Linked DNA regions of Mus musculus: region 1 is linked to region 2. Evidence: chromatin contacts called from ENCODE POLR2A ChIA-PET data. All regions are on one chromosome and are shown on one strand. Each heading gives the region's core, a stretch centred on a gene start or an enhancer-like site at or near the end of the contact. The rest is flanking DNA. Distances are from core to core; before and after follow the strand shown. Region 1 holds the start of Mirc35hg (microRNA cluster 35, host gene). Region 2 has its middle 22 kb from the start of Nrf1.

Region 1 (5,232 bases), core at 2,170-4,669, 150 kb after region 2:
GTCCTGGACTTGGTAACATACTTGTGGGGCTTTGACCGAAAACTCACTATTTGCTGACTCTGGAGCTCTAGCTCACCTCCCAAAAGGCCATTTCATCTTGGTAAGATGGACACTCCCTGGCCTGTGGCCTCAGTTTCCCCCACTATAAATCTCTGAACTTAGAGGAGTCAAGCGGGGGTGGACAGCTATAGTTACTGGTGTGTTCTATGTGGCTCAGAGTGTTTCTCAGAATCACTAAGGAGTCCCCTGAAATGGAGCTTTGTGGCCCACGAGGAAACCTACAGTTTAATATGAACCTGGGGAATGTGAGGCTGGGAAGGAGAAGCTATTTAGAGTTGTGCTTGGAAACAGCTTTCTCTAAAGATGCAGGATATTTTGGAAACAGTATTCTAAAATCTTTTTCCCCCCCCCATTTCAATGGAACAGAGGAGTAGCAATGGGGGAAGGGCCTTGGGAAGATTGAGACACACTCAGGGTACCAATGTCCTCCTGAGAACTCAGTCTGGAGCACCCAGGAAGGAATGAAGCACCATAAGAGAATAGCCCTGTCGGATCAAGTGCCTGGCATGCCCGCCCTTTTGCCTACATCTTCCTCTTCTGTAACTGGAGGGGATGGAGAGCAGGAAACTGCTTACAGAGCCAAACACCCCTTCAGCATCCAGTTCTAGTCCGCTGAATGAGGCTCCTCCCTGCGCTGCCTTGCCCCTCCTAATTCAAATGCGGCAGGAAGAGAATGCTGCGGTACCCAGGCAGGGCCACACCCATGGCCACAGCCAGAGTCCACCCAACACACAGCAGAGCAGGAATACCTAGACCTTAGTTGAAGCAGAACCTGTCCTGGGTCAGAGGAAAATAGGCTCTCCTGAAACGGGGACAGTGGAGTTCTGCAAAAACAACCCTGGTATTCTACAACGGGGAGCCATGACGGGGCTTTGGCAGGACAGTCTCTTATGCTCTCTGTGTAGGTCAAAACCCTGACCTTGAGATTAAAGGCTAAGAAATTCCTCTTCTGACTGTGGGAAAAGGTTGTGTCCCAGCCTGGTAGGTGTGAACAATTAGAGCATCAGAGTTGGTGTGTAAGGAGGACTGGCAGGGGCACAGGATGTCCTCCTGGGTGAGTGTGTATCCTACATCCTCTGCCAGGTCTCCCTCCCCTAGCCCTACTCCCCTTAGGCATGTCTTGTCTCTTTGAAGAATCATCCCTCCCTTGGCCAGGTATTGGGGTCGGGGGTCTTTCCCTGGGCTCTTGCTCTGTAGTCAGACCTATATGTGCCTCTTCCCCCTGCCCCCCCCCCCCAGCCTACCATTCTCAGTACCAGAGCTCCCTAGAGGTGAGTGGTTCGGGTGGAGTCTTTAGGGATCTTTTGCTAACATTCAGCAACTGTCACCATCAACCCCTACACATCGAATCTAGAGTCTCTGTTGCGAATCTTCCCACCAGCGATTGGCCCAGCACGGATCACTTATATCTCCATCGAATGCTGCAAAGGCTGGGGCGGCTAGCCTCTCCACTAGCTCAGGGCGTGGCCCAGCCTCCTGGTTGGCTAGTGAAATCTTAGGAGCCCCTCAAGCTGCTTTTGATGCAGTCCAAGCTACCCAGGCATGCACCAAACTCGAGTGTGCTCAGCTGTGCACAGCACAAGCACGTTCCCAGGGCCACTGGACCCCGTTAATACTCCTAGTGGAAAATAAGAATAAACGAAATCCTCACAAGGGAGACTATTACAGTGAAATTGTTTCTTCTTTGTGTAATAATCTCCCACCCACTGACCCCCCTCACTGTTTGAAAGGGTGGCTAGAAGCCCTAAAGAAAACAAGTGGAGGATGAAAGGTGGGCTCGGTTTACTGGGTTTCTTAGAAGGCTTGATTGACCTCGGAACAGAAATCTAGAAACATGATGCCCAAGGTTTGTCTAGGCAGAGGGTGATGCAGGCTAGACTGACTGTGCACGGAGTCTCAGGGCGGACGTGTAACACAGGTACCTGGCTCAGTGTGAAAACTGGACTCTTAGTCCTCAGGAGGTTAGCCAGCAGGAAACCTAGAAGGCCCTGTCCTAACTATCTCTGACAGAGACGGCGCCCAATAGGGCACCCGCCCCCCATCTCTGTCCCTAATCTCCTAATCAGAATTGCATCCCTTGCGCTAGCAGATCTTTCTACTTAGTGTAGGGGTGCCAAGGATGAAGGAAGGGCTCAGCCTGTAGGGCTCCGCAGAACTGAGCGATCCCTGATGCCTGGGCTGCATCGCCACTGCCGGTAACTATTGGATACACCGACTAGTAAAACATCCGAGACATGTTCCGGGGGCAGGATTCTGGGGACCTGGGAGCAGCCCTTGCTAACCGAATTGGTTCGGACTCAGAACTGGTATCCGCTTGCTCCAGGCCGGAGGATACAGAAGGAAGGCAAGCTGAGTTCTTGGACCAGCTTTTCCCAGGGGACTGGGCGGGGCAGGCTCCGGGCCACGGAAGCGATAACCAACCTGCAGTGAAACCCTGAGAAGGGGCTGGAGAAACCAGCTCGACGCAGGAACGCTCCCCAGCCCGCGTCGCGGCCAGCCTCCCGGCCTTGCACTTCCTCCCAGGCCCAACAGGGCGGCGAAACTCCCGGGACCCCAGCCGAATTCCTCCGGGAGGCGACATTAGGGCGGGCAGCATCAGGCACCGAGCCAAACCCAACCTAGGCTCAAAATGCCCCCCGCTTTCTTCCCGCCCCGGGAACCGCACTGGATGCGGTGCACATGGTACTGAGGGCCCCGTCCCCTGGCACCTCGCCGGCATCCCCGCCAAAAGGCCAAGGAAGTCAGGAATTCACAGTGCCGCGTCATCCCCGAAGGCCACAGCCACGACGTGGCCTCTGCTTGCCCCTCCGGCCGCCCACAAAACTGGGTGCTAGAACTGTTGGCCCTCCGGCACCCGCTCCACCTTCTCCCTGGCCCAGCACTGGCTCCGCCCGGCCCCGCCCCGCACACTCACCTGCGCCGGCTCCGGGCTGGGCTCACCGCCGCCTCCCAGCTCTGCTCCGAGTCCACACCCGAGGAACTAGGCAAAAAAAGGGCCCTCGTTTGGAGCGGGCCCAATGGACAGAACTTGAGGCGTGCCCAGGTTGAGCCGAGAGCGGCGCCCCAAATCACCAGGACCTTGGCGGGAGGAGGTGGCGCCGGAGCGCGGAGCCCAGCGGGGGAACAAAGAGGAGCCGGGATGGGGCCGCGCGCTTCCTGGGTGTCGGGTGACAGGTCTGCAGGGGAAGGCCCCGGCCGAGCCACCTGAGGAGGAGCCTCTTCCACGCAGCAGGCGGGGTAGGGCTGAATGGTCACCGAGCCCCAGAGGCAGACGAAAGGGGTGCACCAGGTGTGACGATCGTGTTCAAGGAAGGAGGCTAGCAGGCTCCGGCGCCGAGACCCGGGGGCTCGACGGAGTGCAGAGATAATGACTCCGGGAGGGTTTTACCGCCCCCAGCGCCCCGCCCGCCCCCCGCGCCGCGCCATTGGCTCAGGTGCTGTGGGGCGGGGGAGGGACGGGAGGCGGACCGAAGATGATTCACCTTGAATGTTGCTCCGGTTGGTGCGCGTCGTAGGGCACGCCCGACCGGGACTGCGGATACGTCGCGAGCCCCGCCTGTTCGCCGAACCCAGCTGGGTTTGGCCCCTAAGGGGTCCCGCTGCCCACTCGCTGTTCTAGCCTCCTACCTTGGGCTGGGGTGCCGCCGGCCGAGGTGTGCCCCGATGCCCTACCATCCCACCTCCCTCTGAACCCCTTGCTAGCCAAGGTGTGTGTAGCACAGCAAACTTGGAAATCCGACTCTGGGCTGGGGGAGGGGAAGTGCGTTTGGAGGCCAGGAGTACTGTGGGACCACACTAGACGGTACTCTGCAGCCGGAGAACTGGCCACAGTCTGTTCTGCCTCGGTGGGAGCACCCTGGCCCGAAGGTAGAGAGTTGGAGTGGGCACCAGAGGCTCGCCACTCGTCCTAACCCACCTTTGCCTAGCCCTGAAGCCTCACAGGTGTCTGGCCGCCGCCGCCGCAGGGAACAAAGACCGCCTGTCCCGGAAGGGGGAGGGGAAGGGAAGCCACCCCCAGACCCCTTCCCATCTCCCTTCCTGCCCCTCCACTGCCGCAGTGGCTCCCCCGGGAGGGGGCGGGGCCATCTGGAACGAGGACGGGGATTAGATCCCTCGGAACCTTCTTAGCTAGGATGCCACCCCGGAGCCTCTGGGGAGGAGCAGAGTTAAGGTACACCCTAGCTGTCTCGTTTGAAGTGGCCTCTTCCTTCTCCCCAGCATCCTGAGACCAGAGAGTGCGCACATCCCCCTCCCCTGCTTTGAGCGCCCTCCCATTCCCTGCCGCGCCCGGCTGCCCCAGACGGCAACCACAGTTCAAAACCAGATTAAAATAAAACGTTAATCCGCCTTCCTCCCTTTTAGCTCCTAGTTCTCCCAATGAATCCGGGCAGGTCTGACCGCCTAGAAGCCTCTAAAACCGGGTGTGGGGGTGGGGTGGGGCTTAGCTGATGTTCCCACCAAACTAAAGGGCCCTTGCGCTGAGACTGAAAACCTTGAGCTCAAGCGAAGTAAATGGATTAGGGGAACCGAGCCCCTGGATTCCTCCCTCCCCTGCTGTCTGCCAGGGTCCGAGAATGACGCTGCAGATACGAACCCTTCTAGATACTCAGCTCCTGGGCAAGACCTGCTTCAGCCATGGATGTTACAGACAGATGGCTCCGGAGGCAAGACCCACCCCAAGGCAGGAAGGCCAGGACCCGCTTGTCCCTCTCCCAGCACAGTTGGGGATGGGACGTGATGCACCAGAACCGAACAGGAAGAGCAGGGCACGACCCGACAGACCTCAGGGGGGTGTGGTGACTCTACATTAACCCTCCCTGTCCCGCCTCCTTCCCTTTCCATCCCTGTGGCCCTGAACCTCACTGCCGGCCGGCATCTCCACTCACGCCCTACCTGGTCCCTAGGCCTGTCCGGCACCAGGCGGTCACAGCTCTGTGTGCTCGGACGCGCAGGCCACACCGGCTGCGAGTGACCCCCTAGTCCTGCCGCGCCCCTTTATAGCGTACGCCCCGCCCCCCCGCGCCTCGCCTGGGCCCATTCACCTGCTGTCGAGAACCAGACACCGCAGAACGGAAAGCTAGCCGCTCGGCTGCGGGGTCCCGCCGTCGGACTCGAAGGGCGGGGGCGCGGGTGAGATGGATCCGGTTTCTACCTTTCTTAAATGCTCTGTTG
Region 2 (5,395 bases), core at 2,518-5,017:
CTTAGTTACAATTCTCTCCTTAAAGAAAATTCCAAGCCAAATGACTTTATTGCTGGGTTTTACCAAAGATCTAAGAAATAAATCCTGGGGGCTGGAGAGATGGCTCAGTGGTTCAGAGCACTTGCTTTTCTGGAGGTCCTGAGTTCCAATTCCAGCAACCACATGGTAGCTCACAACCATCTGTAATGAGATTGGCCGCCCTCTTCTGTTGTGACTGAAGACAGACAGCTACAGTGTACTTATGTATAATAATAAATAAATCTTTAAAATAAAAAATAAATAAATCCCAGGGGACTGGGGAGTTGTGTGAACCTGAAACCTGAGATCAAAAAACAAAACCCACATAGCACACATCTGTAATCCCAGTACCCCTAAGGCAAAATGGAGGGACAGAGACAGAAGAGTCCCTTAGGAGCTTGTGGGGCAACTAGCCTGGTGTGTACAACAAAAAGATTCCGTGTAGGCATAAATTTTTTGCAACCTACTTTTAATAAGGTAAGGTGACCCAATACGCGCGTGGTTTTAGAGGAAGAACAGTGAGGCGGAGCAAACCAAATCAATGTTCAGTACTCGTCTCCCACCATCTGTGGGGTCATAGTTATCCTCCTTCATCAAGGGTCCTTTCACGTGTTTGCTCTATCCAAACATCCTTTCACCTGTGTCTCCTCCAGCAAAACATCCTCTCACCTGAGTGTCCCAGCAAACCATCATTTGACATAACTAACTTTCCAAAGAAACTAGATGCTTCCACTTCAACTCTGTTTCAATCAAGGTGAGAACTGACCCCAAGGCTGACTTCTGATCTTTACACATGCAATGTGGCATGTACATGCATGTGTGTGCAGACATATACACACACACACAAATAGAGAGAATGTCTAGTGTAAATAGGAAAACAAACAAAACAAATATCCAAATTCCCAGGGCTGGAAAGATGGCTCTGCAGTTAAAAGCACTTACTGCTCTTCCAGAAGGCATGAGTTTGGTTCCTGGTGCCTAAGTTAAGTGGCTCACAACTACCTGTAGCTCCAGTTCCAGGAGATCTAGCCCGTGTGTCTACACACACACACACACACACAGAGAGAGAGAGAGAGAGAGAGCGCAGAGCATATACATACTGCTCTTGTAGAGGAGTAAAGTACAGTTCCCAGCACTCACACCAGGCAGCTCATAAATTCCTGTAGCTCCAGCCTCCTACAACCCTTTCCGGATTCAAGGACATCTGCATTCACACGTGCGAGCTGGGAATGTGTGTGTGTAAATAAATCATTTTTTAAATTAATGATAAATATTCCTGATTCTCATAAAGATAAAAAAAATTGTGTGGTTTTCAAAACAGGGTTTCTCTGTTTTCCTGGAACTCACTCTGTTCACCAGGCTGGCCTTGCTTGAACTCACAGTAATCCACCTGCCTTTCTGCCTCTGCCTCTGCCTCTGCCTCTGCCTCTGCCTCTGCCTCTGCCTCTGCCTCTGCCCTCTGCCCTCTGCCCTCTGCCCTCTGCCCTCTGCCCTCTGCCCTCTGCCCTCTGCCCTCTGCCCTCTGCCCTCTGCCCTCTGCCCTCTGCCCTCCTGCCCTCTGCCCTCTGCCCCTCTGCCTCTGCCTCTGCCTCTGCCTCTGCCCTCTGCCTCTGCCCTCTGCCTCTGCCTCTGCCTCTGCCCTCTGCCTCTGCCTCTGCCTCTGCCTCTGCCCTCTGCCTCTGCCCTCTGCCTCTGCCCTCTGCCTCTGCCCTCTGCCTCTGCCTCTGCCCTCTGCCTCTGCCTCTGCCCTCTGCCCTCTGCCCTCTGCCTCTGCCTCTGCCTCTGCCCTCTGCCTCTGCCTCTGCCCTCTGCCTCTGCCTCTGCCTGCCTCCTCTGCCTCTGCCTCTGCCCTCTGCCTCTGCCTCTGCCTGCCTCCTCTGCCTCTGCCTCTGCCTCTGCCTCTGCCCTCTGCTTGCCTCCTCTGCCTCTGCCTCTGCCTCTGCCTCTGCCTCTGCCTCTGCCTGCCTCCTCTGCCTCTGCCTCTGCCTCTGCCTCTGCCTCTGCCTGCCTCCTCTGCCTCTGCCTCTGCCTCTGCCTGCCTCCTCTGCCTCTGCCCTCTGCCTCTGCCTCTGCCTCTGCCTCTGCCCTCTGCCTCTGCCTCTGCCTGCCTCCTCTGCCTCTGCCTCTGCCTCTGCCTCTGCCTCTGCTTGCCTCCTCTGCCTCTGCCTCTGCCTCTGCCTCTGCCTCTGCCTCTGCCTGCCTCCTCTGCCTCTGCCTCTGCCTCTGCCTCTGCCTCTGCCTGCCTCCTCTGCCTCTGCCTCTGCCTCTGCCTGCCTCCTCTGCCTCTGCCTCTGCCTCTGCCTCTGCCTCTGCCTCTGCCTCTCCCTCCTCTGCCTCTGCCTCTGCCTCTGCCTCTGCCTCTGCCTCTCCAGTGGCATGCACCACTATACCTGGTAAGAATTTTATTTTTACTTTATTATTTTTTAAAAGATTTATTTATTGTATGCATATGAGTACACTGTAGCTGTCTTCCAACACGCCAGAAGAGGGTATCAGATCTCATTACAGATGGTTGTGAGCCACCATGTGGTTGCTGGGAATTGAAATCAGGACCTCTGGAAAAGCAGTCAGTGCTCTTAACCGCTGAGCCATCTCTCCAGCCCCTATTTTATTTTATTTTTTTATTTTATTCTTTTGGTTTTTCGAGACAGGGTTTCTCTGTATAGCCCTGGCTGTCCTGGAACTCACTTTGTAGACCAGGCTGGCCTCAAACTCAGTCTGCCTGCCTCTGCCTCCCGAGTGCTGGGATTAAAGGCGTGCGCCACCACGCCTGGCTTTTCTTTTTTTTTTTTCTTTTTCTTTCTTTCTTTTTTTTTTAAATGTGTCTGTTTCCTGCATCTGTGTGAATGTATGCCATTGATGTGCTGGTGACCTCAGAGGCCAGAAGAAGGTGTTGAAATCCCGTGGAGCTGGTGTTAAGGGCAGTTTAGAACTGCTAAATGTAGTCGCTAGGAGCTGAATTCAGTTCTTCTGCAAGAATAGCAAGTGCTCTCAACTGCTGAACTATCTCTTCAGACCCTTTTATTTTCTAGATATGACTGTCTGTCTGTCTGTCTGACTCTCTCTCTTTCTCTCTCTCTCTCTCTCTCTCTCTCTCTCTCTACATATATATATATATATATATATATATATATATATATATATATATATATATATATATATACCACGTACATGTCTGCTGCCCTTAGTGGCCAGTGGAGAGAGTCAGATCCCCCTAGAACTAGAAGTACAGGTAGAAGTGAGCCACCATGTGTGTGCTAGGAATTGACTGACCCCGGATCCTCTATAGGAACAACTGCTAAGCTGTCTTTCCACCTGAGGGTTTTGTGTGTGTGTGTGTGTGTGTGTGTGTGTGTGCGTGCGTGTGTACACGTGTTATTTTGCTTTGCTTTTTGAGACAGGGTCTCCCTACAAAGCTCTGGCTGTCCTGGAGCTCTCAGTGTAGTCCAGACTAGCCTTGAACTCGCAGAGATCTGAGTGCTGGGTTTAAAGCCATACATCACCACACCCAACCTCAACCCCAGAATTTTATTACAGCAGGAACACTAACAGCTTGAACTGAGAGATAGGGTAAATGGGAAGAAGCCTAAGGGACCCCCAAAGTTTTTCTGCCAAGAAACAGATGGACGGACACAGTTGTAACTATCAGACACATTTCTGAAAGGGGGAAAACACTAAAACTAAAACCAGCGGGTGCGTGACTTAAGAGGAAATGGAGCCCGAGGCCATAGGGTGGGGCCTGGAGCCGGACAGGAAGTACTCCAGCCTGGAAACAAGTTTGTCTGAGTGGAGCTAGAATCTGAGTGCAGTGAAGGAATCCTTTCTCCTTCCTCCTCGCCTCTAAGCCCCACCCGCTTCATAGCAACTTTCCCCGAGCCCAGGCCCGCCTTCCTCTCAGTAGTTACTTGACTGACAATGACTTTGATCTTTTGATTACTTTGCCTCCCCCTCTGGAATTTCAAGCATTGCCACCATGCCTACTTTTATGCTGTTGTAGGGTTGGAACACGGGGCGGGGTGTAGTAGGGTTGTAGCCCAGGCTGACCTTGACCTCCAAACAATCTTTTTTTCCTCAGTTTTCCAAGTGCTGGGATTACAGACACCCACGGCTACACACAGGTTCTGACTGTTTTTTCTAAAGTAAAAATTCATGATAACTAAGGAGCTGAGGGCAGGCACATCCCTATAATCCCATCACGCAGGAGATGGGGTCAGAGGGCCACGGGAGTCTTGCCTGGTAATGAGTTTATAGCCTAGAATATATGAGACTGTCAAGAAAGAAACTAAGGCCGGGGGTGGTGCATGCCTTTAATCCCAGCACTCGGGAGGCAGAGGCAGGTGGATTTCTGAGTTCGAGGCCAGCCTGGTCTACAAAGTGAGTTCCAGGACAGCCAGGGCTATACAGAGAAACCCTGTCTCGAAAAAGAAAGAAAGAGAGAGAGAGAGAGAGAGAGAGAGAGAGAGAGAGAGAGAGAGAGAAAGGAAGGAAGGAAGAAAGAAACTAAGGATGGGGACGTGGGGAGAGAGAAGAGAAAGATCAAGATAAACTGAATGATACAGAATCTGACATTAGAGCCATCCCAGGAACGTCCACGTGGTGGTTGGGATGGAGCTGGGAAATGTCCAGTAGAGCTGTCCTATACCATTCCCTTGGATTCCCACTTGCTCCTCTGATGGAAACTGTATCCTCTCTTCTGTTAACCTGCTTGGTGAAAACTGCTGTGAGCTAGCATCAAAATCTAAGCAATTTAAGGCAGCTTGCCCTTGCCAGGGGTAATGTGCGCAGGGTTTTTGGTTTGGTTTGGTTTCGATTTTTGCATCCTTATCATCATTGGGGGGGGACGGGACTTTTTCTGGCAGTACATTCAGCGGCTCAATGGAAAAGATGCTGTGAATGTCAGCGAGGAGAAATGACTTCAGACCCAGTGTCCCGTCCTTGTGAACCTCACATGCTGGTTCACTCTTATATTTTTGTTTTTTTAAGATTTATTAATTATACATAAGTACACTGTAGCTGTCTTCAGACACACCAGAAGAGAGCATCAGATCTCATTACAGGTGGTTGTGAGCCACCATGCAGTTGCTAGGATTTGAACTCAGGACCTCTGGAAGAGCAGTCAGTGCACTTAACAGCTGAGCCATCTCTCCAGCCCCTGGTTTATTCTTTTGTAGCAGAGACCTTTGTGAACTGACAAGGGGTTCTCTGGTTGCTATGGAGCTAACAAGCATACTGTTGCCTACTCCAGCTTTGTACATTTTCAGTCTGTTGTTGAGTAGTGGTTTCCTCTGGAGTGAATCAGTCCCTCCTGGAGCGGGGAGAAAGGAAATTTATAAGACTCAGGAAGCAAACACAATTTACAAGTCTTAGAAAGCTACTG

Evidence for each region. ChIA-PET counts read pairs that join two places held with the same protein, here RNA polymerase II (POLR2A).
Region 1: POLR2A ChIA-PET joins it to region 2 with 29 read pairs in embryonic stem cell. The contact joins the promoter of Mirc35hg here to the enhancer-like site in region 2. POLR2A ChIA-PET finds 5 or more read pairs at or near these places in 3 of 5 experiments (Patski and embryonic stem cell).

What each region holds. Positions count from the first base shown.
Region 1 is chr6:30,170,706-30,175,937 of GRCm38, forward strand. Mirc35hg (microRNA cluster 35, host gene) reads right to left here and starts at 3,420. Exons shown (of 2, transcript NR_126540.1): 1 at 2,975-3,420.
Region 2 is chr6:30,023,109-30,028,503 of GRCm38, forward strand. No RefSeq gene overlaps it. Among named protein-coding and RNA genes, the nearest start is that of Nrf1, 22 kb to the right of the region's middle. Within about 2 kb of position 3,768, at least 1 of the 3 ENCODE cell types and tissues checked has a DNase peak (open chromatin) inside an H3K27ac peak, as active enhancers do.